Regions from separate parts of the Homo sapiens genome. Here regions 2 and 3 are each linked to region 1. A link is a contact called in ENCODE Hi-C or POLR2A ChIA-PET data. All regions are on one chromosome and are shown on one strand. Each heading gives the region's core, a stretch centred on a gene start or an enhancer-like site at or near the end of the contact. The rest is flanking DNA. Distances are from core to core; before and after follow the strand shown. Region 1 overlaps MAML2 (mastermind like transcriptional coactivator 2). Region 2 overlaps MAML2 (mastermind like transcriptional coactivator 2). Region 3 overlaps MAML2 (mastermind like transcriptional coactivator 2).

Region 1 (2,700 bases), core at 198-2,697:
CAAGACCTGGTCCTATGTGTGCTGACCTTGTTCTTCTGCTCACATCTGCCACATCTGCAAATGTGGCAACATTTTAGCTGTTTTCTATTAACACTGAAGTACTCTGAGAGCTTGGAAATTTTCAAGTGCAAAATCAGGTCCAGAGAACAGTAAAAAAAAAAAAAAAAAAAAAAGCTTGACTGAACTGCCACTCACATCTTCCCTATACTGTGCAGAAGCAAAGAGCTCAATACTGATTTTGGTTTTGTGGTTGAAGGCAACTGCTATGAAACTTCTTAAGTGGTTCATAGTTGTCCATATTTTATCCTTATGATTGAAACAATATTTCCTGCTTTCCCCAGAGTAATAATTTTAAAGGTGGGGTCTCTAACCTCGGGTATAGCCTGGCCTCCACAGTGTTACACTGTTCCCAAAATGACAGGGGATACAAAACAGATGGGTCACACTGCAGGCTGCAGAAGTGGGATTTTGTTCCTGAAGACAAACCCCACACTACAGGAAAGGCCCAGCGCTATCTCTGAGTCTTGATAGGTTTGGAATGACTTTAAAGTTATTAATCAAGAAGTGAATAGGTGGAAACTTGGGAACATGTCCTTCTCTGTGGTTAACAGTGGGAACAGCAAGGCTAATTGCTTTAAGTCTAAATAATCAGAAGCTGTAAACTCTGTCACCCAAACTTCCAGTTTATGTCACTGGCTTTCTGGAGGCTGCATTACAGTGTTGTGGTGGTGAAATTATTATTAATTAATGACCATAGTATTAATAACACTATATACTGTGAACTTATTTTATAGTAATACATCTCCTCAGTGCTCAATAAATACTTGTTGAATAAATACTTTCTCATTAGTTGGTTCAACAAATGCCCATTGAATACCTGTTATGAAAAAGGCACTGGGTACTGATCCAAAAATGAATTTGTTTTAGCCAGAGTCTTCCAAGAGATTAGAGTTTTACAGATATTATCCTGATGAATGAACAACCCAGAAAGGCATCCTCCTTTCAGTTTGATGATGCTTTTTTTTTCACTTTTTATATAAAAGATTTTGAATTTGCTATTTTGAAAAATCCAGTAGAGGTTTCAGAGGATGTATTTGAAACTTGTATTTTTTTAAATCTATGTCTGACTGTTAAGGAAATTGTACTTTTTTCCAAGTTACTCTATTACCTATAATACAACCAGAAATAAAATGTTAAAAACTCAAGCTCATGCATACCCAAGGATGACAAAAAAAATTCTGCATGTATAAGAACACTTTACATTGCATTTTGTAACAACTTGCAAAGAAGATAAATAATATGTATGACTCCAGATTGCAGTAAACAGACTCCCACTTAGCTTAGCTTTTAAGTTATGCAACTTCCTCACTGATGACTTAGAAAAAAATAAAGAGGCAGCAAATAGTCAATAAAGAGTAAGGCAGGAAGCATGTGCTGACTCTGAGTCCCAGGAGGGCTCACCATGTCCGGTGCCACTAGGGAAACAAATCTCTAAGGCAGTTGAAATTTTCCTGCTTCTCACATAATCCCAAGCAGAGCACAAGGCAGTGGCTTAAATCTGCAGGTTTAAAGGAGCACAGAGAAAGAGAAATAAGAGAATGAAATCTGTACCCTAAGAGAGTGAAGGAGGGTCACTCATTTGTTTACAGGCAGTGTTCCCCCACCCCCTTCTCTAGACAGCAAGGAATTTGGAGCCTCTGTCAACTCTCAGGCAAAGATCCTTTGATCAATTCACGTAGGGCCTGATAACGCATGGACACTGTGGGAGATTAAAAGAAGATAGTAATATTAATATAAAGATCATGGCAATGATAACAACATGCCACCATTTAGTGTCTTTGTGTTTCCCAAGAGTTAACACTATACATGCATCAACTCATTTAATACAACATGATGAAATAGTCTCATTTTACTGAGGGATTAAAAATAATAAACTGATGGCTGAGTATGTTGGCTCACACCTGTAATCTCAGCACTTTGGGAGGCCGAGGTGGGCAGATCACAAGGTCAGGAGTTCGAGACCAGCCTGACCAACATGATGAAACCCCATCTCTACTAAACATACAAAAATTAGCTGGGTATCGTGGCAGGTATCTGTAATCCCAAATGCTCAGGAGGCTGAGGCATGAGAACCACTTGAACCCAGGAGGGTGGAGTTGCAGTGAGCCGAGCTTGTGCCACTGCACTCCAGCCTACATGACAGAGTGAGACCCTGTCTCAAAATAATAATAATAATGAACTGAGACTCAGAAAAGATGTTTGTTCAGGGTTACAAAGCTCAGACAGGACAGGGCAGCATTGGAAACCAAAATTGGTCTGACTCCTAGGCTCATGCTGTAAATCACGGTGCAAGGCTTCTACTATCTATGTTTTTCCTAAAAGAATGTATAAATGAAAAGATGGTTAACATATTAAGCAAAATATGTTAAACGTCAAATGAACTGTATAAACGATAAATGCTGGAGAGTTGAGGTGGCAAAGAACTCATGCCCGAGGTGATCTGGGAAGGCCTCTTGAACAAGGTGGAATTATAGCTGGTTTTTGAAGAATCCGAAAGTGCTTAGATTGAAAGGTGAGACATGTACAGGAATGGTTTCTAAGATGTCATATTTTATCTCTGTCCTCATCTTGACTGGCACTAATGAACATCAAAGATTTCAACCTAAATACATTGAGTGCCCAGTATGTGAAGGGCCTTAT
Region 2 (2,700 bases), core at 191-2,690, 75 kb after region 1:
ACAATCCTGCCTCACTGCTGTATTCAGAGTCCATGTTGTAGGATGAGGAGTGTAGAAAACCCTGATGCTGCCATTTACTGAGTACCTATCTCATGGCAAGTATTTGAGGTCCTTTACACAGAGATTTCATCTAATCCTCAAAGTAAACTATGATATGGTGTGATCAGCTCACACAGTTGAAGATGCTGAAGGTCAAAAATGTTAGACAACAGACTCATAACAGCTGGCAGGTGATATATCTTAGATTTGGACTCAGCCCTTTCTGACTCTGAGTCCCATGGTTTGTCCCCTGTCCTGCCTCCCCGATTCACTGCTAATAGCAATATTGTATACAATTCTTAAAAATCATTTCAACTATGAGCAAGTAGTGAGTACATATAGCCAGACTGGCCCTGAGCATGGTTTCTCATTTTCTCTTGTCAAAACCTACCAGATCTCATGGCCTGCTCAAGGATCCCAAGAGATGGAATTCCTTATAAGAAACCTATCTGGTTTCCTTCAAATAGTTAAGCTCCTGCTACCAATAATATTATAAAAATTATATCCTGAGGGTGCTCTTATGTAAGATACCATGCTACCACAATGATATGGATATATAAACCTTTTCCCTCACTTTGTGGTTATAGGAGTAGATTGAAAATCATCCATATTTTATGTGATCATACTGCATGTCACAATGTTTGTGTGTGGCACACACACGTGTAAGTATACAATTTTTTTTTTTGAGACGGAGTCTTGCTCTGTCACCCAGGCTGGAGTGAGGTGGCATGATCTTGGTTCACTGCAACCTCCGCCTCCCAGGTTCAAGCAATTCTCCTGCCTCAGCCTCCCTAGTAGCTGGGATTACAGGCACCCACCACCATGCCCGGCTAATTTTTTGTATTTTTAGTAGAGACGGGGTTTCGCCATGTTGGCCAGGCTGGTCTCGAACTCCTGACCTCAGGTGATCCGCCTGCCTTGGCCTCCCAAAGTACTGGGATTACAAGCATGAGCCACCACGCCCGAACAAGTATACAATTTTTAAAAGCCCTCACACATCATGATTTTATCAGGACAGTCCCTTTAATAACTTAGGAAACTGTTAGAGGATTTATTTTAACACAACAAGTAACAGGTTACACAGCTAATAAGTGAAAGAGACAGGACCAGAACCCACACGTCTTAACACCTAGACAAATATTTCTTCCACTGTGCCAGGCAGTTGAAAATTCCCAGCCTTATCATGTGCTCTTCATCTTTTCCCTAAAAATTCACAAGGCAGCATGATGTTATCTGACTTATCACTCACTGTAAATATTTTAGCATTTAAATGAGGAGGCAGAGTAAAGAGAAAAATGTTTCTGTAGAGATTTTTGCAGAGATAGAGAGTTCTTGGTCTCCATCCAAGGATCTTGAGCGTTTAATGAGACTACTGTCCACGAGTTGGTACAGGGTTTAGCAATATCATGGTAGCTATTTGGCGGCTCATGGTCTTCCTCAAGGTCTCCAAAGGGAAAACAGGAAGCAAGGCTTAGTTCTAACAGAAGCTGGACTCTGGTCTTAGCCCTAAATAAAGCATGCCACCTCTCTGAGCTTCAGTTTCACTATTTTTAAAATGAAGGTAATAATTCCTGTTTGCCCAACCCACAGACTTGTTTTTGAGAGTCCAGTGAGGTAATGCATGTGAAACTTCCTTGAAAACCATTAGTATTAAATGCCATACAAATGTAGGGATTATTATTAATATTATTAATGGATCACAAAGATTCCATAGCACTGAGAAAATGATGAAATGAAAATAATCCAATGCATTGGAAGTTGATCAGGGCAGCCTTCACTCCAAATTACCTTTGACTTGTCCCCTGTCACTCCCTAGAATCTAAAATGAGGAAAGTCATTTCTCTTCCACGGGATTTGTATAAGAGTGAAACAAAATGTCTGTGAAATACCTAGAGTAGTACTTGGTATATATCTGGCCTCTTTTCTAAAACTTCCCGAGATGAAACCCTATCTCTCATCAGATAGCCTGCCAGATGATCTAACACAGGATAGCAAGTATTCTTATTATTTGTTACTGTTTCTATTATTCTCAATTTAAACCACTTCCTATAATTTCACAGTAAAAACAGAGCCATTCATCAGATAATAAGCCCAGTGGTCTCTCTCTTCTAATCTTCTAAGGTCAGCTACATGGAGGGGAAGGGGGCAGGTAGCACAAATATCTGAGGAATTATATAGGGATTGAGGGCCCTAAATCCATGAAAAAGAGCTGATTAATTCCTCTACATATGGTTGAACAGAACCCACTTCTACCACTTACTCTATTCGTCCCAACCTGCCTCCCTCTTCTCCCCTCATTCTTGGCTTACTGGAAGATTTAACCATAGCTAAGCATGCTAGTCAGCAATGGATTATAGACACTGAGTTTCTTTCTCAATAAGCATTCTTAACTACATTATAAAAATTCTTCTCTAGATGTACGTATTTGTTTAAAGTCCTTTGAGACTCTAATTAATGTTACTCAGCATCTTCCCAGCAATGTGATCCCAGTTGCTAATTGTTTTACCTGGTTAGTAAAAGGTCTTATCAGTTAGGCTGCAGAATTGAGACGAGAACTCCCAGCTCTGAATAAAAAGCCCAAGCTCATTTCTTTATGTCATACTTCCAGCCATGAAATTATTAGACTCCTATAAACTCATCATTTCAATTGCTGTCCTGTTC
Region 3 (2,700 bases), core at 129-2,628, 120 kb after region 1:
CATCTCAAGAAAAAAAAAAAGAAAGAAAAACAACAACAACAATAACAACAAAAAACCCTAAAACATAAAACAACAAACAAACAAAAACACCTCACATGTTTTCTTGAAGGAGTGAAAGTACGAGTTACTGAAATTCATAAGGAAGCATGCCCTGGCTCCATGTCTGCTCCAGTGCTTTCACCCAGGAAGGGCATGGAGTCCAGATGGGGCTTCAACTTGCATCCCAGCTTTGCAGTCCCATCAGGAGGGGCAACAACACTTTGTGTCCATCACAAAGCTTCATACACCCCTTCACTTCTGGTTCACATGAGTGACAATACATTTTCTTCACAGTTCCGGTTCTCAGGGCTTCACATTCTCGTGACTTCAGAGTTTAAAGGAAAATAATCAATGGGCAAGTATGGTGGCTCATGCTTGTAATCTCTATAACCTTTGGGAGGCTGAAGCAGGAGGATTGCTAGAGCCCAGGAGTTCAAGACCAGCCTGGGCAACATGGCAGTACTGCATCTCTACTAAAAAATGTATAAAAATGTCTTTAAAAAAGTAAAAACAAAAGGTAAATAATCACTGAAGCAAAATTCTGGTGGAACCATTAATTTGCTTGTGAATTTGGTATGAAAATATTCCCCACAACCCACAACCTCCTTTTTAGCATTGTTTTACTGCTCCCACTCAATAGTTAGAAGGATCCCGTTTCCCAGGCACTGAGGTCAACGAATAATTATTAAAACACCTAGAATATGCCCAGCATTGTGGTAGGTACTGAAAGAAACTTGGAGAAGTATAAGGCAATGAATGCCCACCCTCAAAGAGCTTAAAATCTGGTTGGGCAAACCTAATTACTGTGTGGCCATAAAATAATATCTAGTAATACAAGGAAGCTCAGATCTTGGTAGGGCCAAATAAGAAGTGAAGATTCTTTCTGTGTTTAGTAAAAAGCCTGACAAACCTATTTTGTGCTAGGACTGGAAAGGCAGAAAGGAATTACTCTCACCTCCAAGTACTTGAGGAGCTAGAATTTACTATTCCTGGATCCTAAACATTTTTACTTCAAGAATCAAATCAAGAGTCATATATTAGCTTTCGGATTGGTCTCTTTCTAATGTTATCTATCCCCAGTCCTATCTCTAATCAGCCATGAGTAAAATAGCCCGAGGAAAGTTTGCAGATGATGGAACCAAGATATTCCCTTGAGTATGTAGGCAGTGGCAGATTTGGTTCTTGTGTTTATGCCTGGTTGAGAAAGACAGAAGTCTACCTGGGGTGAAAAAAAGTGACCTATGGACTGAATTGTTACCTTTGTGTGGCACATTCCCTGTTTCTAGGGCAGCACCGGAGACAAAGAATGCATTTATTTTGTGGAAAGGGATGGGGGCAGGGGAAGAAACAGAAACCAGAGGATTGTGCAATAATGGCATTTTCAAATCCCTCCAGAAAGTTTATGTTTCAAGTCTTTTGGAAAAGTGAAGCATAGCTACTTAAAAAGAAGCAGTTTACTGAGGACCCCAGCCCCAGTTCTGCTGTGCAGGATTTTCCTTGTTCCTAGGCGTTCTCATACCTTCAACCCCAGCTGTTGGGGCAGGCAGGCTACTGTGTCTGGAACCCTGCCCCGGACAGGCCTATGCCTTTCCCCAGCAGAGACCGCAGGCCTCAAATAGCATCTAGGTGTCCAAATGGAAGAATGAGAACAAGGACGGGAGTGAAAAGAAACAGTTTGCTGGATCTCAGCAAAAGAAAGTACAGTGATTTCTGTGTCATCTGCAAACCAGACTGGACTTCCCTTGTTGAAAATCATTCCCAAAACAAGCCCCTTCCTCGGATGGCCAGTGAAAGGGTGATATTAAATGCACAGTCTCATGAATTAAACGTAATTGTGGGGCACAGATTTATCATGCAAAATAAAAAATGCTTCTCACCCACCTAGGTAGTGGGAAAAGTGCAAAGATTGAGTGTAGTGCTGATTGGAAGCCTTTACATCCTGCTGCTGGCTTAATCATCTGCATATTTTCCCTCATGCCAGGGATGATTTGATAGGATATGGTTCAGAACTCTCTCTGGTGCTTAGTAAATCTTTTTGACTGACCGAATGACCTTTGTCTCTTTCCTCTCCTATATTGGAGCCTCAGGAGTGATGGCCTGAACTTTCACCATCAACCTCCCACCAGTGATGTCATCATTCTCTCCTTGCCATCCAACCCCCTGTGTCCCGAATGCCTTTACCTCTGCCCTGTGCTCACAAGGCATCTTCATTCTATTGGACTTTTGTCTTGGCTGTCTGGGCTATCTGTGTCCAGCACACTGTCAGCATTTGGCAAGGTAGAGGCCGAAAGGGAAGACAGCAGTATGGCTAGTGGTTCAGAATTAGGACTTTGGAACGAGACATGTCTGGGCTGGCATCCTGCCTCCATATCTTTACTGTGTAATCTTAATGTCAGGAACCTCAATTTTTTCACTTATGAAATGGGTATATAAGAGCACAAGCCTCAGAGAGCCATGAGATTAAACAAGGACTTACACCACAGAGTGCCTGCCTAGAATAAGCCTTCAGTATACAATAGTTAAGAGGTGAGAGGCTTTCATAGAACATAGGTACCCTTGCCTTTGAAGCCCCTTATTCCTTAAAAAATATTAAAAATTATATTTTATGACCGTGTTGGCAAAAAGATAAATTAATATATTTTGAAACAGTTCTTTAACCTA

The links. A loop is a pair of places that touch in the nucleus more often than their neighbours do. ChIA-PET counts read pairs that join two places held with the same protein, here RNA polymerase II (POLR2A). Pooled maps may share reads with other maps.
Region 2: a map of Caco-2 shows a loop between it and region 1 (2.1-fold over the local background). The contact joins two enhancer-like sites. A Hi-C loop is called at or near these places in 9 of 168 maps with a recorded cell type or tissue (CD14-positive monocyte, CD4-positive, alpha-beta memory T cell, Caco-2 and 6 more), 14 of 37 single-sample maps with no recorded cell type and 22 of 50 pooled maps. POLR2A ChIA-PET finds 5 or more read pairs at or near these places in 14 of 52 experiments (A673, AG04450, CD4-positive, alpha-beta T cell and 10 more).
Region 3: a map of Caco-2 shows a loop between it and region 1 (2.6-fold over the local background). The contact joins two enhancer-like sites. A Hi-C loop is called at or near these places in 3 of 168 maps with a recorded cell type or tissue (Caco-2, PC-9 and endothelial cell of umbilical vein) and 6 of 50 pooled maps. POLR2A ChIA-PET finds 5 or more read pairs at or near these places in 4 of 52 experiments (CD4-positive, alpha-beta T cell, T-cell, activated CD4-positive, alpha-beta T cell and 1 more).

What each region holds. Positions count from the first base shown.
Region 1 is chr11:96,219,163-96,221,862 of GRCh38, reverse strand. The region is part of intron 1 of MAML2 (mastermind like transcriptional coactivator 2); the gene reads left to right. Among named protein-coding and RNA genes, the nearest start is that of MIR1260B, 120 kb to the left of the region's middle. Within about 2 kb of position 1,447, at least 12 of the 41 ENCODE cell types and tissues checked have a DNase peak (open chromatin) inside an H3K27ac peak, as active enhancers do.
Region 2 is chr11:96,144,033-96,146,732 of GRCh38, reverse strand. The region is part of intron 1 of MAML2 (mastermind like transcriptional coactivator 2); the gene reads left to right. Among named protein-coding and RNA genes, the nearest start is that of MIR1260B, 200 kb to the left of the region's middle. Within about 2 kb of position 1,440, at least 4 of the 41 ENCODE cell types and tissues checked have a DNase peak (open chromatin) inside an H3K27ac peak, as active enhancers do.
Region 3 is chr11:96,097,634-96,100,333 of GRCh38, reverse strand. All of the region lies in intron 1 of MAML2 (mastermind like transcriptional coactivator 2), which reads left to right. Among named protein-coding and RNA genes, the nearest start is that of MTMR2, 170 kb to the right of the region's middle. Within about 2 kb of position 1,378, at least 11 of the 41 ENCODE cell types and tissues checked have a DNase peak (open chromatin) inside an H3K27ac peak, as active enhancers do.